2 separate regions of the Homo sapiens genome follow, and region 1 is linked to region 2. A link is an interaction called in ENCODE POLR2A ChIA-PET data of the cell type or tissue named here. Cell type or tissue: GM12878. All regions are shown on one strand. Links, peaks and the distances in the headings refer to the core of each region. The heading gives the core; the rest is flanking DNA. Region 1 has its middle 22 kb from the start of MRPS33. Region 2 overlaps AGK (acylglycerol kinase).

Region 1 (15,886 bases), core at 8,748-11,247, 520 kb before region 2:
ACTCTCTTTTTTTTCTTCATGTAAAAATGTTTTTATCTCACGGTCATTCCTGAAGGATAATTTCAGCAAATGTTGAATTCTGGTTTGACAATTCTTTTCTTTCAGTTCTTTAAAGATGTTGTTCCACTGTTTTCTGGTCTCCATGATTTCGGATGTAAAATCAGCAGTCATTTGAATAGTTCTTCCCCTTTATATAATGTGCCACGTTTCTTTCTGGCTGTTTTCAAGATCAACAACAAGAATAATAAAACTTGGTGTTCAGAAGTTTGATTTTGATGTGTCTGGCCACAGTTGATTTTCTTTGGAGGTGTCCTGTTTGGGATTCTAAGCTGCTTTAATCTATAATTTAAGTCCTTCATCAAATTAGGGAAGTTCTGGCCTTTATTTTTTCAAATATTCTTTCTGAACCAATTTACTTTTCCTATCCTTCTTGGATTCCAGTGAAATGAATGTTAGATAATTTGATGATGTTCTGTTCATTTCTTCCCCCTACCTCTTTGTTCTTCAGATTAATGTCTATTAACCCATCTTCACATTCATTGACTCTTTCCTTTGTCATTATCTCCATTCAGCTATTGAGCCCAATCAATGACTTTTTCATGTATTATATTTTTTAGTCCTAAAATTTGCATTTGATTATTTGTTATTCTATTTTTTTCTGTTCGCATTCTAAAATTAAATTTTTTAATGTTTTTCTTCTTTTTAGAGACAGGGTCTCACTCTGTTGCCCAGGCTGAGTACAGTGGCACAATCATAGCTCACTGCAGCCTCAAACTTCTGGGCTTAAGTGATCCTCCCCACTTGGCCTCCCAAAATGCTGGGATTACATGCATGAAACACTGCACCCAGCATCTGATGACTTTTGTATTTCTATTCACTTAAGGAGTGTTTACCTTTACCTCATGAAACATAGATGTGATAGGCTTTAATGTCTTTGTCTGATATTTCTAACATCTGGGTAATCTTGAGGTAGTGATCTCTTGATTTCCTTTTTCCTTGAGATTTTTCACAGTTTGTTGGTTCTATGTTGAGTAATCATGGACTGTATCCTGGAAAATCTGAATATTATATTGTGAGGTCTCTCAGGCCTGTTTAATTTCTCTAGAGAATGTTGATTTTTGTTTGTTTGTTTTAGCAGGCTAGCAACTTGATTTGATTCAGACAGTTCTGTATCACACACAGATCTAAATGTAAGAGCTAAAACTATAAAATTCTGAAGAAAGCATATAAGAACATTATTGTGAAATTTGGTTAGGCAAAATGTTCTTGGATTTGATAGGACAGGAAAAACATAAACCATAAAAAATTGTTAAATTGTACTTTATCAGCATTTAAAAACTTCTGATCTTTGAAATAAACTGTTAAAAAATGAAGAGACTAGCCACAACTGGGAGAAAATAGTTGCAAAAATATATCTGAAAAGGATTTGTACCCAGAATATTAAGTAACTCTTACAACTAAAAATTAAGACAATCAATCCAATTATTAGCCCAATTAAAACTTGGGCAAACCAAGTGTGATGGCTCACGTCTGTAATCCCAGCACTTTGGGAGGCCTAGGTGGGTGGATTACCTGAGTTCAGGAGTTTGAGACCAGCCTGGTCAACATAGTGAAACCCCATCTCTACTAAAAATACAAAAAATTAGCCAGGTGTGGTGACACACACCCGTAATCCTAGCTACTTGGGAGATTGAGGCAGGAGAATTGCTTGAACCTGGGAGGCAGAGGTTGCAGTGAGCTGAGATCGCACCATAGCACTCCAGCCTGGGTGACAGGAATGAAATTCCCTCTCAAAACAAACAAACAAACAAACAAAACAACAACCAAAAAAATGGGCAAATGCTGTGGACACTTCACCAAAGAAGTACAGATGAGAAATAGGCACATGAAATGATGCCTAACACCATAGGTTATTAGGGAAATGCAAATTAAAGCCAACATACTGAGTAGAATGGCTAAAATTAAAAACAAACAATAAAAAGTGCTGATGTGGATGTGGAGCTAATGGGATTGAAAAATGGTACAGCCACTTTGGAAAACAATTTGCAGATTATGATAAAGGTAAAAAATACTTACCAAGAGGCCCAACAATTCCATTCCACCCAAGAGAAATGAAAAAATATGTTTACAGAAAAACCTGTACCCCAATTTTTATGGCAACTTTATTCATAATAGTCCAAACTGAGAAACATCCTAAATGTCCATCAACTGGTGAAGAGATAAACAAATGTAGTACCTATATACAATGGAATACTACTAAGTAATAAAAAGGAATAAACTACTGATACATAACCACAGTGTGAATAAATCCCAGAATGATTATGCTTAGTGAAAAAAGCCAGACACAAAGGACTACATGCTGTGTGAGTCCGTTTATATGACATTCTGGAGAAGGTAATACCATAAGGACTGGAAACTATAGGGACAGATCAGTGGTTGTCAATGGCTGGACACGAAGGGAGGGGATTGAACACAAAGGTGGCATGAAGGAACATTTTGGGTAATGGAAATGTTTTTAAATTATGTTAGTGGTTACACAACAGAATATGTTTCCCCAAACTTATCAAACTGTATACCTAAAAAGGCTGAATTTTATGGCATGGAATTACATCACAAGAAACCTGAATTGTTAAAAAAGAGATATTCTTTTTATAGCTTTTTGAATGAATGCCTCCTTTACTTTTTCCTTTTTAAAATTTAGATTTTGCTCTGTAAAAGGTGGTACAGATATAGCTGAAGTTCTATCCCTCCTACCTTTTCTCTCACTTTCTTTCTTCCCAGAGATAAGCATTGTTCTGAAATTGGTGTGTATTATTCTCAGGTGTCCATTTTAACTCTTAGGACATATGTATGTATCTGTAAATAATATACATACAACTATTTTTTATTTAAAAATTATATAGATGCTATTATTCTGTATGAATCTTTTGCAGCTTGCTTTAATCACTTAAAATTGTGTTTTTGAGATTAATCCATGTTAATATATACAGATCTAATTCATCCATTTTAATTTATGTAGAGTATTCCACTGTATGAATAAATTACAGTTATTTAGCTATTCTTTTTACAATAAGGGGACAGTTGTTTCCATTTTTTATCTTTTGTTATCAGAAACAATGATCCAATGAACATTTTCTATAAGTCACCTTTAGCATATGCATAAGAATCTCTTTAGGTAAGGCACCTAGAAATGTTATCACTGGTTTAAAGGATATAACTTTCAACTTTATTAGGCATCACTGAATTGATCTAAAAAATGGTTGTGTGAACCATTATGGAAAGTAGCGTGGAGGTTCTTCAAAAACTTAAAAATAGAACTACCATATGATCCAGCAATCCCACTACTGGGTATATATCCAAAGGAAATGAAATTAGTATGTCAAAAGGATATTTGCACTGCTATGTTTATTAAAGCATCAATCACAATAGCCAAGATATGGAATCAAACCTAAGTGTCCATCAGTGGATGAATGGAAAAAGAAAATGTGGAACATATACACAATGGGATATAATTTAGCCATAAGAAAAGGAAATGCTGTCATTTGTGACAATATGGATGAACCTGGAGGACATTATGCTAAGTGAAATAAGTCAGGCACAAAAATGCAAATATCTTCTCATTCTCGTGTGGAATCTAAAAATGTTGATCTCATAGAAGTATAGAGTAGAATGGTACTTATCAGGGGCTGGGGCAGTTGCATGGGGTTGGGGAGATGGTTAAAGGATACAGAATTTCAGATAGGAGAAAGTTCAAGAGATGTATTGTACAACAAGTGACTATCATTAACAATATATTGTGGAGGAGCCAAGATGGCCGAATAGGAAGAGCTCCGGTCTACAGCTCCCAGCATGAGCGACGCACAAGACAGGTGATTGCTGCATTTCCATCTGAGGTACCGGGTTCATCTCACTAGGGAGTGCCAGACAGTGGGCGCAGGTCAGTGGGTGCGCGCACCACGTGCGAGCCGAAGCAGGGCCAGGCATTGCCTCACTCAGGAAGCACAAGGGGTCAGGGAGTTCCCTTTCCTAGTCAAAGAAAGGGGTGACGGACGGCACCTGGAAAATCGGGTCACTCCCACCCGAATACGGCGCTTTTCCGACGGGCTTAAAAAACGTCGAGATTATATCCCGCACCTGGCTCGGAGGGTCCTACGCCCACGGAGTCTCGCTGATTGCTAGCACAGCAGTCTGAGATCAAACTGCAAGGCAGCAGCGAGGCTGGGGGAGGGGCGCCCGCCATTGCCCAGGCTTGCTTAGGTAAACAAAGCAGCCGGGAAGCTCGAACTGGGTGGAGCCCACCACAGCTCAGGGAGGCCTGCCTGCCTGCCTCTATAGGCTCCACCTCTGGGGGCAGGGCACAGACAAATAAAAAGACAGCAGTAACCTCTGCAGACTTAAATGTCCCTGTCTGACAGCTTTGAAGAGAGCAGTGGTTCTCCCAGTACGCAGCTGGAGATCTGAGAATGGGCAGACTGCCTCCTCAAGTGGGTCCCTGACCCCTGGCCCCCGGCAGCCTAACTGGGCGGCACCCCCCAGCAGGGGCACACTGACAGCTCACACGGCAGGGTACTCCAACAGACCTGCAGCTGAGGGTCCTGTCTGTTAGAAGGAAAACTAACAAACAGAAAGGACATCCACACCAAAAACCCGTCTGTACATCACCATCATCAAAGACCAAAAGTAGATAAAACCACAAAGATGGGGAAAAAACAGAACAGAAAAACTGGAAACTCTAAAAAGCAGAGCGCCTCTCCTCCTCCAAAGGAACGCAGTTCCTCACCAGCAGCGGAACAAAGCTGGATGGAGAACGACTTTGACGAGCTGAGAGAAGAAGGCTTCAGACGATCAAATTACTCTGAGCTACGGGAGGACATTCAAACCAAAGGCAAAGAAGTTGAAAACTTTGAAAAAAATTTAGAAGAATGTATAACTAGAATAACCAATACAGAGAAGTGCTTAAAGGAGCTGATGGAGCTGAAAACCAAGGCTCGAGAACTATGTGAAGAATGCAGAAGCCTCAGGAGCCGATGCGATCAACTGGAAGACAGGGTATCAGCAATGGAAGATGAAATGAATGAAATGAAGAGAGAAGGGAAGTTTAGAGAAAAAAGAATAAAAAGAAATGAGCAAAGCCTCCAAGAAATATGGGACTATGTGAAAAGACCAAATCTACGTCTGATTGGTGTACCTGAAAGTGACGGGGAGAATGGAACCAAGTTGGAAAACACTCTGCAGGATATTATCCAGGAGAACTTCCCCAATCTAGCAAGGCAGGCCAACGTTCAGATTCAGGAAATACAGAGAACACCACAGCGATACTCCTCGAGAAGAGCAACTCCAAGACACATAATTGTCAGATTCACCAAAGTTGAAATGAAGGAAAAAATGTTAAGGGCAGCCAGAGAGAAAGGTCGGGTTACCCTCAAAGGGAAGCCCATCAGACTAACAGCAGATCTCTCGGCAGAAACTCTACAAGCCAGAAGAGAGTGGGGGCCAATATTCAACATTCTTAAAGAAAAGAATTTTCAACCTAGAATTTCATATCCCGCCAAACTAAGATTCATAAGTGAAGGAGAAATAAAATACTTTACAGACAAGCAAATGCTGAGAGATTTTGTCACCACGAGGCCTGCCCTAAAAGAGCTCCTGAAGGAAGTGCTAAACATGGAAAGGAACAACCGGTACCAGCCGCTGCAAAATCATGCCAAAATGTAAAGACAATCGAGAATAGGAAGAAAATGCATCAACTAACGAGCAAAATAACCAGCTAACATCATCATGACAGGATCAAATTCACACATAACAATATTAACTTTAAATGTAAATGGACTAAATGCTCCAATTAAAAGACACAGACTGGCAAATTGGATAAAGAGTCAAGACCCATCACTGTGCTGTATTCAGGAAACCCATCTCACGTGCAGAGACACACATAGGCTCAAAATAAAAGGAGGGAGGAAGATCTACCAAGCAAATGGAAAACAAAAAAAGGCAGGGATTGCAATCCTAGTCTCTGATAAAATAGACTTTCAACCAACAAAGATCAAAAGAGACAAAGAAGGCCATTACATAATGGTAAAGGGATCAATTCAACAAGAAGAGCTAACTATCCTAAATATATATGCACCCAATAAAGGAGCACCCAGATTCATAAAGCAAGTCCTGAGTGACCTGCAAAGAGACTGAGACTCCCACACATTAATAATGGGAGACTTTAACACCCCACTGTCAACATTAGACAGATCAACGAGACAGAAAGTCAACAAGGATACCCAGGAATTGAACTCAGCTTTGCACCAAGTGTACCTAATAGTTATCTACAGAACTCTCCACCCCAAATCAACAGAATATACATTTTTTTCAGCACCACACCACACCTATTCCAAAATTGACCACATACTTGGAAGTAAAGCTCTCCTCAGCAAATGTAAAAGAACAGAAATTATAACAAACTATCTCTCAGACCACAGTGCAATCAAACTAGAACTCAGGATTAAGAATCTCACTCAAAACCACTCAACTACATGGAAACTGAACAACCTGCTCCTGAATGACTACTGGGTACATAACGAAATGAAGGCAGAAATAAAGATGTCTTTGAAACCAACGAGAACAAAGACACAACATACCAGAATCTCTGGGACGCATTCAAAGCAGTGTGTAGAGGGAAATTTATAGCACTAAATGCCCACAAGAGAAAGCAGGAAAGATCCAAAATTGACAACCTAACTTCATAATTAAAAGAACTAGAAAAGCAAGAGCAAACACATTCAAAAGCTAGCAGAAGGCAAGAAATAACTAAAATCAGAGCAGAACTGAAGGAAATAGAGACACAAAAAACCCTTCAAAAAATTAATGAATCCAGGAGCTGGTTTTTTGAAAGGATCAACAAAATAGATAGACCGCTAGCAAGACTAATAAAGAAAAAAAGAGAGAAGAATCAAATAGATGCAATAAAAAATGATAAAGGGGATATCACCACTGATCCCACAGAAATACAAACTACCATCAGAGAATACTACAAACACCTCTACGCAAATAAACTAGAAAATCTAGAAGAAATGGATACATTCCAAGACTAAACCAGGAAGAAGTTGAATCTCTGAATAGACCAATAACAGGATCTGAAATTGTGGCAGTAATCAATAGCTTACCAACCAAAAAGAGTCCAGGACCAAATGGATTCACAGCCGAATTCTACCAGAGGTACAAGGAGGAACTGGTACCATTCCTTCTGAAACTATTCCAATCAATAGAAAAAGAGGGAATCCTCCCTAACTCATTTTATGAGGCCAGCATCATTCTGATACCAAAGCCAGGCAGAGATACAACCAAAAAAGAGAATTTTAGACCGATATCCTTGATGAACATTGATGCAAAAATCCTCAATAAAATACTGGCAAACCGAATCCAGCAGCACATCAAAAAGCTTATCCACCATGATCAAGTGGGCTTCATCCCTGGGATGCAAGGCTGGTTCAATATACGCAAATCAATAAATGTAATCCAGCATATAAACAGAGCCAAAGACAAAAACCACATGATTATCTCAATAGATGCAGAAAAGGCCTTTGACAAAATTCAACAACCCTTCATGCCAGAAACTCTCAATAAATTAGGTATTGATGGGACGTATTTCAAAATAATAAGAGCTGTCTATGACAAACCCACAGCCAATATCATACTGAATGGGCAAAAACTGGAAGCATTCCCTTTGAAAACTGGCACAAGACAGGGATGCCCTCTCTCACCACTCCTATTCAACATAGTGTTGGAAGTTCTGGCCAGGGCAATTAGGCAGGAGAAGGAAATAAAGGGTATTCAATTAGAAAAAGAGGAAGTCAAATTGTCCCTCTTTGCAGATGACATGATTGTATATCTAGAAAACCCCATTGTCTCAGCCCAAAATCTCCTTAAGCTCATAAGCAACTTCAGCAAAGACTCAGTATACAAAATCAATGTACAAAAATCACAAGCATTCTTATACACCAAGAACAGACAGAGAGCCAAATCATGAGTGAACTCCCATTCACAATTGCTTCAAAGAGAATAAAATACCTAGGAATCCAAGTTACAAGGGATGTGAAGGACCTCTTCAAGGAGAACTACAAACCACTGCTCAATGAAATAAAAGAGGATACAAACAAATGGAAGAACATTCCATGCTCATGGGTAGGAAGAATCAATATCATGAAAATGGCCATACTGCCCAAGGTAATTTACAGATTCAATACCATCCCCATCAAGCTACCAATGACTTTCTTCACAGAATTGGAAAAAACTACTTTAAAGTTCATATGGAACCAAAAAAAGAGCCCGCATCGCCAAGTCAATCCTAAGCCAAAAGCACAAAGCTGGAGCCATCACACTACCTGACTTCAAACTATACTACAAGGCTACAGTAACCAAAACAGCATGGTACTGGTACCAAAACAGAGATATAGATCAATGGAACAGAACAGAGCCCTCAGAAATAACGCCACATATCTACAACTATCTGATCTTCGACAAACCTGAGAAAAACAAGCAATGGGGAAAGGATTCCCAATTTAATAAATGGTGCTGGGAAAACTGGCTAGCCATATGTAGAAAGCTGAAACTGGATCCCTTCCTTACACCTTATACAAAAATTAATTCAAGATGGATTAAAGACTTAAACGTTAGACCTAAAACCATAAAAACCCTAGAAGAAAACCTAGGCATTACCATTCAGGACATAGGCATGGGCAAGGACTTCATGTCTAAAACACCAAAAGCAATGGCAACAAAAGACAAAATTGACAAATGGGATCTAATTAAACTAAAGAGCTTCTGTACAGCAAAAGAAACTACCATCAGAGTGAACAGGCAACCTACAAAATGGGAGAAAATTTTTGCAACCTACTCATCTGACAAAGGGCTAATATCCAGAATCTACAATGAACTCAAACAAATTTGCAAGAAAAAAACAAACAACCCCATCAAAAAGTGGGCAAAGGACATGAACAGACACTTCTCAAAAGAAGACATTTATGCAGCCAAAAAACACATGAAAAAATGCTCATCATCACTGGCCATCAGAGAAATGCAAATCAAAACCACAATGAGATACCATCTCACACCAGTTAGAATGGCCATCATTAAAAAGTCAGGAAACAACAGGTGCTGGAGAGGATGTGGAGAAATAGGAACACTTTTACACTGTTGCTGGGACTGTAAACTAGTTCAGCCATTGTGGAAGTCAGTGTGGCGATTCCTCAGGGATCTAGAACTAGAAATACCATTTGACCCAGCCATCCCATTACTGGGTATATACCCAAATGACTATAAATCATGCTGCTATAAAGACACATGCACACGTATGTTTATAGCGGCACTATTCACAATAGCAAAGACTTGGAACCAACCCAAATGTCCAACAATGATAGACTGGATTAAGAAAATGTGGCACATACACACCATGGAATACTATGCAGCCATAAAAAATGATGAGTTCATGTCCTTTGCAGGGACATGGATGAAATTGGAAATCATCATTCTCAGTAAACTATCGCAAGAACAAAAAACCAAACACTGCATATTCTCTCTCATAGGTGGGAATTGAACAATGAGATCACATGGACACAGGAAGGGGAACATCACACTCTGGGGACTGTTGTGGGGTGGGTGGAGTGGGGAGGGATAGCATTGGGAGATATACCTAATGCTAGTTGACGAGTTAGTAGGTGCAGCGCACCAGCGTGGCACATGTATACATATGTAACTAACCTGCACAATGTGCACATGTACCCTAAAACTTAAAGTATAATAATAAAAGAAAAAAAAAGCAAACAATATATTGTATTCTTAAAAAATGCTAAGAGAGTGCATGTAAAATGTTCTCATCATAAAAATGATAACTATGTTAGGTAATGCATATGTTAATTAGCCAGATTTAGTCGTTCCATAGTGTATGTATATTTCAATTTTTTTTTTTTTTTTGAGACGGTCTTGCTCTGTCACCCAGGCTGGAGTGCAGTGGTGTGATCTTGGCTCACTGCAACCTCCGACTCCTGGATTCAAGCGATTTTAGTACCTCAGCCTTCTGAGTAGCTGGGATTACAGGTGCCCACCACCACACTTGGCTAATTTTTGTATTTTTAGTAGAGACGGGGTTTCCCCATGTTGCCCAGGATGGTCTCGAACTCCTGGCCTCAGGTGATTGACCCGCCTCAGCCTCCCAAAATGCTGAGATTACATGGGTGAGCCACCACGCCTGGCCATAATGTATGTATATTTCAAAGCAATATGTTGCACACAGTAAATACATCTAATCTAATTTTATCTGTCAATTAAAAACATTTTAAAATGGTCATACTAATTTCCCAGTAGAAATATATAAATATTTCTGTTTTCTCACTTCTAATTTTCATATGAGCAGATTTGTTAAGCTTGGGGAGAAATAACATCTAATATGCATATTCTGGATTATTAGCAAGATTGTATCTCATTTATCTCATTATCATTCCCCTCTCTTTTGTCACACTAAGCTGTTCCTTCTTCCATGTAATTCATCTCAGTGATGATACCACTATCCTTCCAGATGCTCAGGTCAGAAGTCTGGGGGTTATCTCTGAGTTCCCATCCCTCCTCCCCCACATCCACCCTCCAAATCCCTTTGTTTCTTATCCACAACATTATAATGACCTCCTAACTAGTCTCCTCCCTCCAGCCTACTCTCCCTCCAGTTGATTCTGTTCACTGTAGCAAGAGTATTTGTATTTCTGAAATACAAATCTGATTACGTCACTCCCCACAGCCCCAGCATTCTCCGGTGGCTTCCCATTTCTCTTTGGCCATTTCTCTTTGGCATGGTTTACAAGTCTCATCACAAGCTGGCTTCTCTGCCTACAGCCTCATATTTCTCCACTCCCTTCCTCAAAATTCTCACTCTGGTTTTGCTGAGTCGTTTTCAGTTTTAGGATGTATCTCTACTTGGAACATTCTCTTTTCTCCTCTGACTAATTCGTCTTTTTTCTCAGATGAGGTAGCATTTCTTTCAAATAGACTTTCCTGCTGCTCTAAAACTGTGTTGGTGACTGAGTGAGTGTGTGTGTGTGTGTGTGTGATTGTGTAGTGAGGGACAGGGTAGCCTGCAGGTAAAGTCTGTGGTTAGACTGAGTATAAAGAGTGCCTAGGTTAGAATCATGGCTCTGCTATTTCTCAACCATGGCACTTTGGGCAAATTCATTTCTTCACGACTCAAATTTTCTTACCTGTGAAATGGCAATAATAATAGTACCCACCTCCCAGAAATTGTTGTAAGAATCAAATAAATTAATACACATGTAATATGCTTGGGACAGTGATGGTCACAGAGTAAGTGCTCATTGAATTCTAGCTGTATAAAAATGATATTCCTTTTTTTTTTTTTTTGAGACAGAGTTTCATTCTTATTGCCCAGGCTGGAGTGCAATGGTGTGATATCAGCTCACTGCAACCTCCGTCTCCTGGGTTCAAGTGATTCTCCAGCCTCAGCCTCCAGAGTAGCTGGGATTACAGGCACTTGTCACCACGCCTGGCTAATTTTTGTATTTTTAGTAGACATGGGGTTTTGCCATGTTGACCAGGCTGGTCTTGAACTTCTGACCTCAGGTGATCCACTGCCTCGGCCTCCCAAAGTTCTGGGATTACAGGCATGAGCCACTGCACCCAGCCCTCTTTCCTTTTTTGTTATAATTATTTACTTGTGTATATTCTGCACTTTAGGCTCTTGTAGGGTAGAGATTATAAGTGTTTTGTCATTGTACCCTTCAAGGCTAGTGCAGAGCCTGTTCCATAGTAAAAATTCAATCAGAATTTACAGATTGATTGAAGGAATGTGGGAGGAAGATATCCTTGAAGCCAGTCTAACTGAAAAAAAAAGTGTTCTTCTCTAGCTTTTTTTTTTTTTTGGAGATAGAGTCTCGCTCTGTCACCCATGCTGGAGTGCTGTAGGATGGTCTCGGCTCACTGCAACCTCTGCCTCCTGGGTTCAAGTGATTCTCCTACCTCAGCCTCCTGGGTAGCTGGGATTACAGGCATGTGCCACCACGCCCAGCTAATTTTTGTATTTTTAATAGAGACGAGATCTCACCATGTTGGCCAAGCTGGTCTCGAACTCCTGACCTCAAATGATCTACCCGCCTCCGCCTCCCAAAGTGCTGGAATTACAGGCATGAGCTACCATGCCCAGCTGGTCATCTCTAGCTATTCTTAATTCAAGTAATGTTAATTGCTCTTGTTTCTGGGTTCTTAGCCAGTTTCTCTTAATCAAGCATCATATGATCAGCACATCATAGATTCTTTCCAGATCTTGCTTGTTCACTAGGTTTACCTAACTCTTTTTCTTAATACTTTGCTAGTGGAATAATGACCTCAGGCCTGCACAGTGGATCTTAGCTTCTTCCCGCTCATAGGACTTCTAGAAGCCCCTCAGCAGCAGCATTGATTGAAGAATCAGAGCAATGGGACCGAGTTTTCAGAGAAGAAGGGAAACGTGTAACAGGCTGTGAGAATGTTCTAAGCAAAATCTTGGTGCCAGGAATGTATTTAAAATGTTTTTATTATAGAGAATTTCAAACATATATACAAGTGGAGGAATAATGTGAAGAATCCCTACTTACTCATTACCCACTTTCAGGTGACATCAACCCATTCCCTGTCTTGTTTCACGTGATTATTATTTTGAAGCAAGTCCTAAAAACATCATGGAAACATACAATAGTATGATTTCATTAGCACATATTTCAATGTACCTGTCTAAATGATTTGGACTTTTTTCTTCATTTAAAACAAAACCAGGAAACATCAGGATGTCTTCTAGTAGGTGAATGGATAAATAAACTGTGGTATATGCAGACAATGGAATATTACTCAGCACTGAAAAGAAATGAGTTATCAAGCCATGAAAAGACCTGTAAAAAGCTTAAGTGCATATTACCGAGTGAAAGAAGCTAATCTGAAAAGGCCACATACTGTATAATTCCAACTATATGACATTCTGCAAAAGGCAAAACTATGGAGACAGTCAAAAGATGAGTGGTTGCCAGGGGCTGCAGGGAGGGAGGGATGAATAGTTGGAGTAAAAATTATTTTTAGGTCAGTGAAACTCCTCTCTGTGATACTACAATGGTGAATACATTTTTCTAAACCTCACACAATGAACAACACCAAGAGTGAACCCTAATGCAAACTCTGGACTCTGGGTGATAATAATGTGTCCATGCAGCTTCATCAGTTGTAACAAATGTCCCAGGCTGGTGGGGGGTGTTAATAATGGGGGAGGCTGTGCACTGGGGGACTGGGGACATGTGACAACTCTTTATACTTTCTGCTCAATTTTGCTGTGAACCTAAAGCTGCTCTAAAATATAAAGTGTATTTTTAAAAGTACAAGTATTATTTTGAAAAAAACAAAAGTAAAGACAAAAACCCCCAGCTTATTCGGGACCTTGTAATGAAGTGCTGATGAGTGACATTATCATGGTACTTTGGCCTAAGGACTCATGAATATAAAGATCTGGGCTGACGTGGCCTACTCCCAAACCTGAACTCAAATCTTGGAACTTACAATTTGGACAGAGCAGAAAGTCACCTTCCAATACCAAAGGGAAAGGATCCAGACAAAGATGTTGATGTCATAGAGGTCATTGGAAAATACATCCCCATCGGTATCCAGAAATCCTAGCATTTAGATCACTTGGGCAGGAGGCAGTGTCTGAGAGATTAACACAGCCTAGCATAGCCAATGGACCACGTAGAAGAACTCTCGTTTAAGGGGGCACAATACTATTTGTAAATTACAGGCACACATGCTTGTGTTAGACTGGCTGCTTCTCTCAGCTTGGTCTTTGGTTGTTTACCTATCTCATGACTAGAGTGAATTTTGCAATCCTGGGAGAGGCATGTTTTCTCTTGGCTCCCAGGAGCAGCATTTTTTTTTTTTTTAAAAGGTCTTTGGAGTCAGACAGAACTATGTGTGAATCCTATCTTTCCTACCAATGACGCTTAGATATTCTTCCTTATTAATAAAACAGGTTGGTCACAGCTACTTAGCAAAGCAATTGTAAAATTAATAAGCATGATATGTGAACTACCTGGTGTGTGTTTGCCATTAGTCATTCCTTTCAGTTTAAAGTTGAACCTGCCCTCCTAGGAGTTACCAGAAACTTAGTATCTCTGGACTTGGTCAACAGAAATTTCATAAATTAGGCTGGGCGCAGTGGCTCACGCCTATAATCCCAGCACTTTGGGAGGCCGAGGTGGATGGATCACCTGAGGCCAGGAGTTCGAGACTAGCCCGGCCAACATGGGGAAATCCCGTCTCTACTAAAAATACAAAAATTAATCGGGTATGGTGGCGTGCATCTGTAATCCCAGCTACTCAGGAGGCTGAGGCAGAATAATCGCTTGAACCCAGGAGATGGAGGTTGCAGTGAGCCAAGATCGCACCACTGCACTCAAGCCTGGGTGACAGAGCGAAACTCCATCTCAAAAAAAAAAAAAAAAAAAAGGCAGGGCACGGTGGCTCATGCCTGTAATCTCAACACTGTGGGAGGCCGAGGTGGGAGGATCATTTGAGGTCAGGAGTTCGAGACCAGCCTGGCCAACATGGCGAAATCCCGTCTCTACTAAAAATACAAAAATTAGCCAGGTGTAGTGGTGCGCGCCTGTAGTCCCAGCTACTTAGGAAGCTCACTCCAGCCTGGGGAGCAGAACAAGACTCCATCTCAAAAAACAAAACAAAACAAAAAAAAAAAAAGAAAGAAAGGAAGAAGAAATTCCATAAATTAAACTCTGTTTCTGGCATTTATTACCAGTAGATCAGACTCCTGAGTAGACTCTTTTTAAAAAAGTTCTCCATATTTCTTAATTTCTGAATCCAAAAGTTTTCTCAAAGTTTTTTCCACAATTCTGCCCTGGGTGACAGGGAGTTCTTGTCCTCAGATACACACCAGAATGTTAGAAATTCTTAGTTAACGGAAACATCCTGCCTTTGAGCAGTCTAATGATAGGATTAGCATTCTGAGAATTCCACATTTGTATTTCATCATATCCTCCCTAACCCATTTTGAGTTCTTAATCGAGCCATAATGATTTGGAGAGAATGTATTATTTTCCAATAGCACCATGCGGAATCAGAGTTCCCAGGATGAAAGACAGGTTTGAAAGAGAGCTTGGAAACCCTCGAGGAACACTCATTTGCTTCCCAAATTGGACTGCAGTAAGCTTTCCCAGTGACAAGACTGACACTTCATTGGGTCTTTCTAGTATCTCTTTAGTCTCCGTGGCTTTACTCTCCCATTTCCAAAGTGATAGATAACAGTGTCAGTGGTCAGTATCCTCTGAATGGAGGCCGAATAACTTCATGTGATTTATTCATAATAATAGCATCATAATACGTACCCTAGAGGGTTAGGGAGTCAGGAGAGTGTTATGGTTAAACACAAGAGTTTCAAAGCCAGACTGTGGGTTTGAAGCCCAGCTCCACTATTTACTACCCATGTGACTTTGGACACATCACTTAATCCTTTTAAGCTTGACTTTCGTCATCTGTAAAATGGCGGTAATAATAGCACCTATTTTGTAGTGCTATTAAAATATTAAATGAGATAACCTCTGGTATTTAAGTGCTCTATAAAAATCTTTTTATGATTGTTCTTAAAAGTCTTAACAGAGATGAAAGATGAAAGTATTAAAGTGTGAAAGCCGCAGCACAGTAGGTGCTTACTAAATGCCAGAAGTTGATGATTGATTATTTTCTCTTTCTTTAACCCTTCCTTCTCCATCAAATGAGCAGTAAAAATGAAACACAAATGGCAAAGTAGTTAAAGTCCTTGACTCTGGACGCAGATTATTTGGGTTCAAACCTAAATCTGATGTTTACC
Region 2 (13,884 bases), core at 1-2,500:
CATTCTTAGGATATAGAAATATAACTGATTTTTGTGTGTTGTGTATCCTACAACTTTGCTGAATTTATTAGTTCTAACAGCTTTTTTTTTTGGTGTAGAATCTTTAGGGTTTCTACATATAAGATATGTCATCTGTGAATAGAGATAATTTTACTTCTTCCTTTCCAGTTTGGATGCCTTTATTTCTTTTTCTTGCCTCATTGCTCTGGCTAGAACTTCCTGTGCTATGTTGAGTAGAAGTGATGAGTGGACATCTTTGTCTTATTCCTGATCTTAGAAGAAAAACTTCCAGTATTTCAAAATTGGGTATGATGTTAGCTGTGGGCTCATCATAAATGACCTTTATTATGCTGTGATACTTTTCCTTTTGTTGCCCTCCCTCCGTTTTTTTTTTTGCCTATATATCCCCAACCTTTTCACAGAACAGTGCTCACATTCTTTATACCAAACTTGTTTTTACCCTGAGAAGATCTTACCCTGTAGTCTTCTTGAGTGGAAGCTGCCTTGTCCTTTCTTTCTTCTTCTTCTTTTTTTTTTCCCCCATCAGGTCATTTTATTATTATGGTTTTTACAAATTTTGTTTTATTTTAATAGTTTTTGGGGAACAGGTGGTGGTTTGTGGTTACATAGATAAGTTCTTTAGTGGTGATTTCTGAGATATTGGTGCACCCGTTACCCGAGCAGCGTACACTGTACCCAGTGTGTAGTCTTTTATTCCTCACCCCACTCCCACCTTTCCCCCTGAGTCCCCAAAGTCCCTTATATCATTCTCATGCCTTTGTGCCCTCATAGCTTAGCTCTCACTTATAAATGAGAATATATGATATTTGGCTTTCCATTCCTGAGTTACTTCGCTTAGAGTAATGGTCTCCAACTCCATCCAGGTTGCTGCAAGTGCCATTCTTTCTTTTTTTTTTTTTTTTTTTGAGCCGGAGTCTCGCTCTGTCGCCCAGGCTGGAGTGCAGTGGCACGATCTCGGCTCACTGCAAGCTCCGCCTCCCGGCTTCATGCCATTCTGCCTCAGCCTCCCAAGTAGCTGGGACTACAGGTGCCTGCCACCGCACCCAGCTAATTTTTTGTATTTTTAGTAGAGACGGGGTTTCATCGTGTTAGCCAGGATGGTCTCGATCTCCTGACCTCGTGATCCGCCCGCCTCGGCCTCCCAACATGCTGGGATTACAGGCGTGAGCCACCGCGCCCGGCCCATTATTTCAGTTTATTTTATGGCTGAGTAGTATTCCATGGTGTATATATACCACATTTTCTTTAGCCACTTGTTGGTTGATGGGCATTTAGGTTGGTTCCATATTTCTGCAATTGCAAATTTTGCTGCTATAAACATGCATATGCAAGTGTCTTTTTCATATAATGACTTATTTTCCTTTGGGTAGATACCCAGTAGTGGGATTGCTGGATTTAATGGTAGTTCCGCTTTTAGTTATTTAAGGAATCTCCATACTGTTTTCCATAGTGGTTGTATTAATTTACATTCCCACCAGCAGCGTAAGTGTTCCCTTTTCACCATATCCATGCCAACATCTGTTATTTTTTAATTTTTTAATTGTGGCCATTCTTGCAGGAGTAAGGTGGTATCTCATTATTTTTTTTAATTTGCATTTCCCTGATGATTAGTGATATTGAGATTTTTTTCATATACTTCTTGGCCATCTGTATATCTTTTGAGAATTGTCTATTCATGTCCTTAGGCCACTTTTTGATGGAATTATTTTTTTTTTCTTGCTGATTTGTTTGAGTTCCTCTGTGGTGGAGTGCCAGTAGGGAACAAGGACCTCTTCTCCAAGGCCCTATGTGATCACAGAGGCTGCCTGCCTATTGGGGTTTAGGTGCAACTTTCCCTACTGTGTCCAGTGCTGCAATTTTGTCTCTGCTGTGAGAAACTACCCACAAGCAGAAGGATCTGGAACTCAAGGCCTGCTCTTCAGATTCTTTTGTCCCATGAGGCGATATCTTGATGTGGTGCTCTCCTGCTCCTCCTAGGGATGGGGCTTCCTGAGAACCAAAGTGCAGTGATTGTTACTGGTCTTCTGGATCTAGCCATCCAGCAGGGATAGCGGGCTCTAGGCTGGTGCTGGGGAATGTCTGAAAAGAGTCCTGTGATGTAATCCATATTCAGGTCTCTCAGCCATGGGTACCAGCACCTGCTGTGGTGGAGGTGGCAGGGGAATGATGTAGACTCTGTGAGGATCCTTGGCTATAGATAGGTTTAGTGTGCTGGCTTTCTTGAATGCTGGTTATGCAAGCGGTGAAGTTGTCACATGGATAGACTCAGGACCTTTGGTTAGCCAGGATGTTGCAGGCAGTGGTATTAGCTGTTGTTTTCTCCTTCTCGGGAGCAGTGTTACTCTGTCATGAGTTGCGGTAATGTCCTGAGTTGGTTGGCCTTCAGCCAGGAGGTGGCATTTGCAAGAGAACACCAGCTGCGGTAGTAATAGTGGGATTTGAACTTGCCATAAGTTGGGGCAAGTATTCTGGTTTCTCAGGCGATGGGTGGGGCCATAAAGCTCCCAAGAGTTTCTATATTTTGTGTTCAGCTACCAGGGCTCATAGAGAAATACCTTCAGGTGGGGGCAGGGTTAGGTGGGTCTGAGCTAAGACTCTCCTTGGGGAGGGCTTGCTGTGACCACAGTAGGGTATGGGGAGGTGGTTCTCAGGCCAGTGGGGTTATGTTCCAGAGGGCATTATGGCTACTTCTCTTGTGCCGTATAGTTCACCAGGGAAGTAGGGGATAACTGATAGTGAAAGGCCTCATCCAGCTCCCACGCATTTAGTGTGGCTGGTCTCACTTCCAGAGTGCTCTGCTAACAGTGCCAAGTTTAGATCCAGGCAGCCTGTGCGCAGAACTCAGATCTGCCCCAGGTCATAAGCTTCCCCGCTGAGAAAGCAGGCAAGGCTTTCAGGCCATGCTTCTCGCTGTCTGCTCACAATGTTGGTGGCTCCTGCAAGATATAGTCAGGGATGGCATCTTTGGGCTTGAGCTGGAGACTGTGTGCCTACAAGGTTTTGCCCACTGCTGCTTCTACTTTTTTATTTCACAGAGTTTCCTAAATTTGTTCCAGCTCTAGGTAAGGTTAAATCCTTCTCCTATGATCTGGATTTTCAAATTCCCCAGTGGGGATGTGTGTTCAGAGGTGGGTTTTCCCCCCTCACACTTTGGGGAATCACGGTTTTTCGTCTGTCTTGCAGCATTTGCAACAGTGTGTTGCTTCTTTCAAAGCATCTGTGAATTCTTTCAGTTTTCCTGGTACATTCCTGTGGTGGTTCTTGGAACAAAAGATCACAGTGTGATTCTCCACACACTGTTCTGTCTGTCCAGGTGGGAGATGCAATGCACATTAGCCCTGCCTTTTATCTGTCATCTTGCTCCCATCTCTGTCCTTTCAAATGGGATCAGGGTGTAAGGATGTTGGGATTCTCCTGGCCCTTCAGTAGCTATTCCAAACCATTTATCTTCCATCTTATACATCTTCCATCCTTCAAGACTTTTATCTGGCTATCCAATAAAACTATAAATCTTCCAGCCTTCTGGGATCTCAGTTACATTCAGCTTAGGCTTTGGCGCCTGGCTTATCAATGCCATTTTCTTTCTAAGTCCTGTTATCTTCCCGGACACCCTGAGTGTCCATGTGGATGACCTACCTAACAACTTGCCCCCACTTTCCTTGACTTCTTCTGTATCTGTGACTTTGACCCACTACTCCACCTTCTTCCAACTTCACCCCCTTCTCATTGGTTGAATGCTAAACTTTATCATCACTTGCTCCTGTTCCACTTCTGAAATATGGAACTTCAGTATCCCATTCTGTCATTACGGCCTTCTATTATTCCAGTTTTTCATTCCATTACTTCTGCTCTTCAGTGTTATTAGGATTTCTTGTCCCTTGGCTCCTCTGTTTTCTTCCCAATCCATCACTCTTCCTTGCTTTTCATCTTTTTCATATCGTAGATTCCTTGATCCAACACATCATACGTTCCTCAACTCCATTTTTCACATGTCATTCCTGGGCTTTTTAAGCTCTCATTTCCTCTCGTTTTCACAACTAAAGGTTTGTTTCTGTTGTTGTTGTGTTTAGAGATGGGATCTCGCTCTGTCACCCAGGCTGGAGTGCAGTGGTGTGATCATAACTCACTGCAGCCTCAAAATCCTGGGCTCAAGTGATCTTCCCACTTCAGCCGCCTGAGAAGCTGAGACTATATGTGCATGACAGCACACCCTGCTGATTAAACCTTTTGAATAGGTTCTCTCTGCTTTCCTATCTCCCTCTCATGCCACATCCTCTCCAATTTTCATTATAATTATTTTCACCAGTTTTATTTTGCATTCTTCTTGACCACTGTATTAGTTTGTTCTCATGCTTCTAATAAAGATACCTGAGACTGGGTAATTTTAAAGGAAAGAGGTTTAATTGACTCACAGTTCCACATGGCTGGGGAGGCCTCAGGAAACTTACAGTCATGGCAAAAGGGGAAGCAAACACATCCTCCTTCACATGATGACAGCAAGGAGAAGTGCTGAGCAAAAGGAGGAAAGCCCCTTTAAAAAAACCATCAGATCTTGTGAGAACTCACTCACTTTCATGAGCACAGGGTGGAGGTAACCACTCCCATGATTCAGTTACCTTCCATTGGGCCCCTCCCATGACACATGGGGATTATGGGAACTGTAGTTCAGGATGAGATTTGGTGGGGACACAGCCAAACCATATAAACCACTCAGCTTTAGACACAGTTGACTCTCCTCGAAATGCTTCATTTCTTTGTCTTTTGACTCCCATATTCCTGTTTTTCCTCCTCTGTCTCTGGCTGTTTCTTCTTCTTCTCCTTTGTTACTTTTTTTTTTGAGACAGAGTTTCACTCTTGTTGCTCAGGCTGGAGTGCAACGGCATGATCTCCACTCACCACAACCTCTGCCTTCTGGGTTCAAGCGATTCTCCTGTCTCAGCCTCCTGAGTAGCTGGGATTACAGGCATGTGCCACCACACCTGGCTAATTTTGTATTTAGTAGGGACGGGGTTTCTCCATGTTGGTCAGGCTGGTCTTGAACTCCCAACCTCAGGTGATCCGCCCTCCTCAGCCTCCCAAAGGGCCGGGATTAAGGTGTGAGCCACCGTGCCCAGCCTCCTTTGTTACTCTTCTCTGCCCTTCTACTCAGACATTAGAGGAGTAGTTCTCTAGGACTCTGCCCTAGGCCTTCTTCTCACATTATATTCTCTTCCTGCATGATCTAATCACTCATGATGTCTTCAGTTACCAGCAATATGAAGCCATATCCCAGATTTTTGTCTCTATAAAGACCTCTTTTGAATTCCAGACCTGTATATACATTCAGCTACTTGTCTATTTGGATGCTTCACAGGTGCCTCAAACTTAACAGATGGAAAATAAAGTAAAAAGTTTTCCTGCCAAACCTGTTCCTTCTCAGTAATTGGTACCACTCACCATCCATCTAATTTCCCAAACTAGGCTAGGCTTGGTGGCTCACACCTGTAATCCCAGCACTTTGGGAGGCCGAGGCGGGCAGATCAACTAAGGTCAGGAGTTCGAGACCAGCCTGGCCACCATGGCAAAACCCTATCTCTACTAAAAATACAAAAGTTAGCTGGGTGTGGTGGCGCATGCCTGTAATCGGGAGGCTGAGGCAGGAGAATCTCGTGAACCCAGGAGGCGGAGGCTGCAGTGAGCTGAGATCGTACCACTGCACTGCCTGGGTGACAAAGAGAGACTTCGTCTCAAAAAAAAAAAAAAATTCCCAAACTAGGAATTTAAGCATCATCCTTTATCCTCCTTCATTCCCTGCATCCAGGTCATACATTCTAAAGGATTTTGCTCCCTCTACATCTCTTAATGTATTGAGTTTCTTTATCCTGTCCTCACTGTCTTGGCTTTTGTCCATACTACTATTGTCGCTTGCCTGGGTTCTTAATAACAGCCTCCTCACTGTTCTGGCACCTACTTTTGCCTGTTCCTAATCCATTTTGGATACCGTTGCTAGAGTAATCCTTTGTAAGTACAGATTGCTATTGCTTTGAGACTCAAGCACAATATTCTTACCAGCTCTACATGTGCTTGGCCCCTGCATACATCTCTAGACTTGCCACATTTTATACTTTAACACGTGGACCTTTCCGATCTTCGGAAGTGACATGTTCTTTCTGTTTCAGGATTTCTTGGAATGTCCTTGCACATGTTGTTCTCCGCGGAACATTCTGACTTTCTCTTCTTCCTGAGACAACTATCATTTCTCCAAGTCTCAAATGTTATTTCTTTAAGCAAGCCTTCTTTGTCCTCTCTAGTCAGGATTAGGCAATCATCTTACATTTTCTCCATAGTACTATGAACTCCTCCTATATATTATTCATTGCTATTGTGATTTTCTGTTGTTTGTTTCTTCTGTTATAAGACTCTACAGGCAGGGGTGCTGTTTGTCTTGCTCAGTGTTGTCCTGCAGGCCCAGTACATAGAAGATACTTGACACACATTTTATTTATGAAAGATGGAACAAACAAGAGAATGAAAGGATGAGTGTGCAGAGGGCAAATATCAACCTTATTGTCTGACCATTAGGAATTCACAAACCTAGGCTGTTGAGTCCTTCTGAAGGAAATTATACCCTAAATTCATAGGTTACTCTTTCAATTTCTACAACATTTATTTTGAAATACTCATGAATTTCCTTACCCGCTCTATGTTCTCTATACTTATTCTTAGACAACCTAACTCCTAGTTCAAAGAGAATATAAAAAACATGGGCAGTTACCCCAGAGTGCATATTGATGTTCTGTCTCTCTGTCTCAGTGGCTGAAGCTGCCATCCTCCTGTTCAGCCCCTCTGACTCTCATCCCATTGTTTCACCTCCCATTGGTTGTCCATTTCCTCACTTGTATCTTTAGTCTCAGACTTTCAGTTTCTCTCTCCCCTATTTGTCAGAATCTTGCTCATACATCTTCACTCAAGTCTGCATTCCCATGTGTTTGGTGACCTGTTCTCATCTTCCATTGACACCGTCCTCAGAAGTGTACCTCACACTTGCAGTCCTACCTCCATTTTAGAATAAGCTTAGTAAAATGGCTTGTATCCCATCATCTGATTGAACCTGCTCTTGATGAGGTCATTAATGGCCTCTTAGTTGTTAAATTAAAGGGATACTTTTCATGCCACATTTGATTTTCTTGGCCCATATCCTTTTAGGTATCTTTAGATATCTTCCTGCTTTGTTTGTGCCTTGAATGTTGGTGTCCCTCATGTTCCATTCTCATTCTACACACTCTGTAAGGGATCACAACCACACAGTTGTTTTCAGGTATGATATATGGATTTTGGAGTCATCATATTTTTGTAGCCCAGGTACTGCTTCTCTTGACATTTTGTATGAATAGAAAACAAATATTTTTTGGTAACAGATTTGTGAAAAATTGCATATTTTAATTTCTTTTTATCTGACCCCTTTTGATTACTGCTCTTAGTTTGTCTTTTGGTATCAGATATTATTTATTTGGAGGTTCTATTCCATTTTTACTGTATTTATAATTTTTTTTCTCCATTGAGAATTCCACCCCCTTCTTTTTCTCCCTTCCCCCAAGTTTCAAAGAAAAAAAAGTCTGTGATATTTTTCCCCTCTGCATAATTTCCCCTCAGCAGGTTGCAGCAGTTGACAAGAGCAGCAGGGACTGCTCTCAACTGGAGAAGAGCAATTGCAGAGGAGAAAATGACCCTGTTTGCTGAAAGTAAAGACAGTTTAAGGATTGCTCATTCCTCTTCAACTGCTTTTACCAAGCTTTCCAGCTTCCCTGGGGAAGATTATGTTCCAGGTTGTTCGGTTTATCATGTCAGCAGTTTACCTGCAATAGTCTGTCACTCATTTCTGGTCCTTTTAGTAGCAAAGAGTCTGCTAATAAAAAGTAGCATAAGAAAGGAGGCAGTGGAGTATAAAAGTTGTCTCTGGAGTTGGACTGAACTGACGCTTCCTAGCAGTGTGACCCTGTGCTCTCTAAGCCTTAGGTTCTTCATCTGTAAAATGGGGATAATAATAATATCTCAATGGGTCACTGAAGGATTGATTAAGTGATATAACTGGAAAGCTGTTAGCATCCTGTCTGCTAGATTTAAGGGTTGAATAAATGCTAGTAATTGTGAGTAAACTTGATATAATACATACTCAGCCCTGTGGAAGTTAAAACCAAGTGCTGCTGGTGACTGGGTTGTGAGTGACTTGAGAGACTGCCAGTGGGAAGGGAGATGTGGATCTGCCAGGTGGTCTAAGGTCTGAGCCTTTTATTTATTTCGCCTTTCATATGTAACAAGACAGCTTGGAAAAGTATAGTTTCAAGACTGACCCAACATAACTACAAAAGAGGCCTGCCATACATGGTTAAAAGCAGCAAGCCGTGTCGGAAGCCTTTTCCATCTGATTTGGGCTCAGATTATTCCTGCATCACTGGGGACCTTGTCCTCGCTCTTCCCAGCTCTGGTCTGTCTCCGCATGATTTTGGCTGGTGAGCTTTGGCACAACTCCCCAACTAACTCCCTTGGCTGAGCAGTTAACAATAGCTTGGCTCCTGCTTAGTTCTGGCACATGGTTCTCAGTTTACTCCTTTGGCTCAGTGCTTCTGACACCAGTTCTGCTACCCACCTCAGCCTGTGACCCAGGGCCATCCCATTTCTTTCTTTCTTTTTTTTTTTTTTTGAGACACAGTCTCACTCTGTCACCCAGGCTGGAGTGCAGTGACACGATCTTGGCTCACTGCAACCTCCACCTCCCAGGTTCAAGCAATTCTCTTGCCTCAGCCTCCTGAGTAGCTGGGACTACATGTGTGTGCCACCATGTCCGGCTAATTTTTTTTTGTATTTTTAGTAGAGATGGGGTTTCACCATGTTGGCCAGGCTGGTCTTGAACTCCTAACCTCAAGTGATCCACCCTCCTCAGCCTCCCAGAGTGCTGGGATTACAGGCATGAGCCACCACGCCTGGCACCTCCCATTTATTTCTATGGAGCATCTAGCTTCTCAGCTTAGGATCCTGGTACTTTCCTGGAGATTTTAAAATCCCACAGACACCATAAATTCCTTGACATTAAGCTTGCAAAGCAAGTGTGCTACTGTAGCAATGGTCCTGGTCCTTGTGTTTAAGGGTTTTAATTAATACTGGAGTTTTCTTTCTCCAAACATAGGAACATTAATTTTGATTACTGTATATTGGCTTTTCTAAGCATTGGTGCAAGCCACCTTTCAAGTTCTATGGTCAAAAACAGTTTCTTAGAAGTAGTAAAATTAAATGGTTATGAGTTTGCCTGAGGGGTGTGTTCAGTGTCATTCGATTTTACTGAGAACGTACTACTAATAATAATGATAGGCTGGGCGTGGTGGCTCACACCTATAGTCCCAGCACTTTGGGAGGCCGAGGCGGGCACATCACGAGGTCAGGAGATCAAGACCATCCTGGCCAACATGGTGAAACCCCGTCTTTAATGAAAATACAAAAATTAGCCGGGTGTGGCGGTGTGCGCCTGTAGTCCCAGCTACTCAGGAGGTTGAGGCAGGAGAATTGTTTGAACCCGGGAGGTGGAGGCTACAGTGAGCTGAGATCATGCCACTGCACTCCAGCCTGGGCAACAGAGCAGGACTCTGTCTCAAAAATAAAATAAAATAATAATAATAATAGCTAATACTTAATCAGTGATTGCCATGTGCGAGGCACAGTTCTGAGCACTTTACATTTATTAACTCATTTCATCTTCCTTATAACTCTATGAGATGGTTATTAATCTCATACTCATGTGAGATTAATAGCCCTATATAGATGAAGAAACTTAGGGGCAGCAAGATGAAGTAATTTGCTCAAGGTCACACAGCTGGTATCAGAGCCATCATACAAAGCCAGATAGTCCTGATCCTAACCTCTCAAAATGGCCACTGTGTCTTAGGAGCGTGAGAGAGATGAAGAACTGTAAGCTGAGATTACCTTCTGTCATAAAATCCATTTGGAATAAGAGAAATTGTTATACCACAATGCTTCAGAGTGTGAGCTTCTGAGCCAGTGGAGTCTGGGTTTAAGTCTTGCCTTTGCCACTTTCTGGATGTGTGACGTTGGGCAAGTTATTTAACTTGTTAAACTTCACTTTTATTTACCTGTGCAATATGTCACAATATTATCGTGATGCTAATCACTGCTCCTGGCACATATTAAAAATAGTACCTATTTTAGGCCAGGCGCAGTGGCTCACACCTGTAATCCCAACACTTTGGGAGGCTGAGGCAGGCGGATCACGAGGTCAGGAGTTTGAGACCAGCCTGGCCAACATAAGGAAGCCGCGTCTCTACTAAAAATACAACAAATTAGCTGGGCATGGTGGTGGGCACCTGTAATTCCAGCTACTCGGGAGGCTGAGGCAGCAGAATCACTTCAACCCGGGAGGCGGAGGTTGCAGTGAGCCGAGATCACGCCATTGCACTCCAGCCTGGGTGACAGAGTGAGACCCTGTCAAAAAAAATTACCTATTTTTATTAGAGATGTATAAGGCACTACTATGTGCTATGTTCTGTTCGAGGGGTACAAAGTACATGTTAAGGATGTCTAAAGAAAAAAATTAATTTAAAAAACTTTTTATTATGAAAATCTTATGCATATAAAAATTAGAGAATAGTATAATGAATCCCCAAGTAACATTTACTGAGCTATAGCAGATATCAATATTTCACTAATTTTGTTTCATCTATGTCCTCTACTTTTTTTTTTTTGTTTTTACTGGAGTAGTTTAAAGTAAACCCAGATATTATATCATTTTACCCATAAATATTGCAGTACCTTACTCCAATAGGAAGGGACCTAAAAAAAAATCACACTGTCAATGTGATTATCATGAACTTGAAAAAAACAAAAATTCTTTTATCTAATATTCAGTCTGTGTTTCTATTTTTCTTATTGTCTCCACATTGTTTTACTGTACATTTTGTTCAAATCAGTATCAAAATGAGTTTCTGTCTCTTAAGTCTCTTAAAGTATAACTCCTCTTCTTTTGATAATATTTACATGTTTTAGAAACTAGGTCTACGTTTGCCCTGTAGAATTTTTCATACCCTCGACTGGGCAGATAGCTTCTGCATAGCTGTGCAGAGCCATATGGGAGCCTGAGGCAAGAAGAAAAACCAGTGATACTGGCCCTGACTTTATTTAAAATTGTGTTATTATATTCATTATAACTTTTTTGCATTCATTTTTGATTTTGGAAAATACCTATTAAAATATTTATCTCCAGTACTGTATTTTTTGGCACACCTTTAAATGGTGCCCTTGAGGCAAGTGCCTCATCACTGTGTTCTAGCCCCAGCCATGAGTTGCTTAATTTGTTCCTCTATCCCTCCTGTGTCTTGTCAGCTGGTGATTAGATCCACATTCTGGAGCTTTGCTATTCACAGTGTGGTCCCGCAGCATAAGCATCTCCTGGGAGCTTCTTAGAAATACAGACTCTTAGGCCCCATCCAGAACCTACTGAGTCAGAATCTGCTTTTTAACCAGATCCCTAGATGATGTGTTTGCTCATTAAAGTTTGAGAAGTACTGAGTGGAGCCATAATTAGATTCCAGTGCAATTTATTTGGCAAGGATGCTTATAGGCCTGTGGTGAATTGCTTATTGTATAACTTTAAGAGGCATATATTGTCTAGGTGTCCTGTTTTTGGTGATACTAAGATTGATCAGTAGATCCTCATGTGATCAGCTTGACCCATCCATGAAAGTTAAGAAGGATCACTTCTTAGAGTTCACTAGAGCAAAATGGTTAAGAAAGGGGGCTCTAGAGCCCAATAGTATGGATTTGAATCTTGACTTTACACAGCAAAGCAACCCTGGATAGTTACTTAACTGTTCTATGTTTCAAGTCTCTATCTGTAAACTGGAGATAATAGTAGTACCCATTTCACTGGTCATGCAGATTTTTTTTAGAACAATGCCTGACACAAAGAAAGCTCTCAGACAGAAATAACACTTCTTTTCTTCTTCTTTAGTCTTTTCCCTCCTCATCAGAGAAAGCATCCTTACAAAGATATCATTTGAGTTAAGTCCTGCAGAATGAGTTGGACAGTGTTCTAGGTGATATTAATTACTTAATTATAAGCAGAAAATGGGAATTCACTCCATATTTTTGGAGAGTGGCAAAGAATTAGACTTGACTGTAAAGTTGCATGTTTTCAGGAGGATGGGGGAAAATCCAGCTGATGGAAGGCTTTGGATATAGGAAGTCTGTAGTATTTGGGGAACAGTGAAAATTTTTAAGGGAAGAGAATGTCATGAACAAAGTAGCATTCAAGAAGTTTCATGCAGCACACCTGTGCAGCAGGATACATTTGAAGGAAAAAAGTCTGAAGGTTAAGAGTGCATTTAAATAGTTTACACAAAAGGTAATAAAGGCCTAAACCAGAGTGATGGCATTAGGAATGGAAGAACTTGTGGGTGGATGTGAGATTGTGATAGTGTGAATAATACATGAGCATGGGTGCCAAAGGCAGGGGGTGTCTCTGCTTTGAGTTTTGCTGCTTACTAGCTATGTGGCCTTTATCAAGTTACTTAACCACCTGAACCTCTGAGCCTCAGTTTCCTTATAAGTGTAATGGGAATAATTACACCTGTTTGGCAGGTTAGTTGCAAGGATTAAATAGGTGTGTCAAGTGCCTGGTACTGTGCTCAGCTTATAGTTATCCCTCAATAAATGCTAGTTATTATTATTACTAGGTAGTTGACTGGGCATATGATTGAAGGAGAGGAAGGTAGTAGAAATGATTTTTTGGCTTCAAGACTAGGATAATTGGTGATATAGAAATAAGAAAGTTGCCAGGGAGAATTGGTTTAAGGAGGAGATTTTATATTCTGTTTTAGATACGTTGAGTTTGAAACCCCGACAGGCTATGGGGGGGGGAAATGTGTTGGATGCCGGGGTAAATTATGCATAAGCCACACTTGACTAGACTCATAGATTTACTTTTGGTGCAGATTATGGTTTCAATAATGGTTTGTGCTCCGTTTTTCAGTATCTTTGGGGTTTCTGACAAAGCAGATGTCTTACCTTGACATCAGTTCAGATTAGACTCTGACTTTGCAGTCAATGGTCTGGGGCCTGGCGGCTTCATCCACAGCTGAAGGTAGGGAGGTTTTTTTCCCCCTCATGGCTTTTCCTCATTCAGATTCTGCTGACATTTGAAGAAAGCAGTTTGTTTTGCTTTTTAGCCATTTCAAAGTTTATCTTTTTCTCTCTGTGCACAGGCTGATGCTGAAATTGGGGTATTAATGGGTGCTATTTAAAGAAGCTCATTTATGGGCAATTAAATAACATGCCTGTCAGCCCAGATTTGATAGGGAATAGGGGAACATTTTTAAATTTTTATTTTAAGTACAATGAAGTTTAATTATATTTCCTTTCTTTCAACTCTTTTGTTAGATTATCCAGAAAGCAGATTTCTTCTTTTAAAAAAAAAATCTATATATTTATTTTGCTTCCTCCCCTCTCTCTTGGGAGTGGTGGGCTGAGATGGGCAGCCAGTATATTTAATTTATATTCTGTTTTGTTGATTTCACATGATTTTAAGGGAGTTTTATATCAATGGTTTTACACGTTCCAAGCGTTACAGAGAGAATAATCCAGCTGATGCTAAAACTAGACCCTCTGTAGGTAGTAACTGACATCTCAAACATTTCATGTCCCAGAACAGCAAAAAGATTGACAGTAGTAGCTGCTAACTTATGTGTTTATAGGCCGGAAGTTGTCCAGATCTGTCACGTATTCTGGAACCCAAAGTAAATATCATTTCACGCACGCTATTTATAGAGAACAACTTGTGAGGCAGAGGGACGTGGGGACATAGGGACTCTCTCATTCTAT

Evidence for each region. ChIA-PET counts read pairs that join two places held together with the same protein. Peaks named below come from ENCODE experiments on the same cell type or tissue, not always from the same donor. Only the 100,000 strongest peaks of a DNase experiment are listed, where the experiment ranks them.
Region 1: POLR2A ChIA-PET joins it to region 2 with 12 read pairs; 3 of 35 experiments call an interaction of 5 or more read pairs at or near these places.

The regions. Positions count from the first base shown.
Region 1 is chr7:141,028,809-141,044,694 of GRCh38, forward strand. No RefSeq gene overlaps it. Among named protein-coding and RNA genes, the nearest start is that of MRPS33, 22 kb to the left of the region's middle. In GM12878, for the core only: no CTCF peak of the experiment used is centred there; no DNase peak of the experiment used is centred there.
Region 2 is chr7:141,559,889-141,573,772 of GRCh38, forward strand. The region is part of intron 2 of AGK (acylglycerol kinase); the gene reads left to right. Among named protein-coding and RNA genes, the nearest start is that of AGK, 15 kb to the left of the region's middle. In GM12878, for the core only: no CTCF peak of the experiment used is centred there; no DNase peak of the experiment used is centred there; H3K27ac peaks cover 418 bases.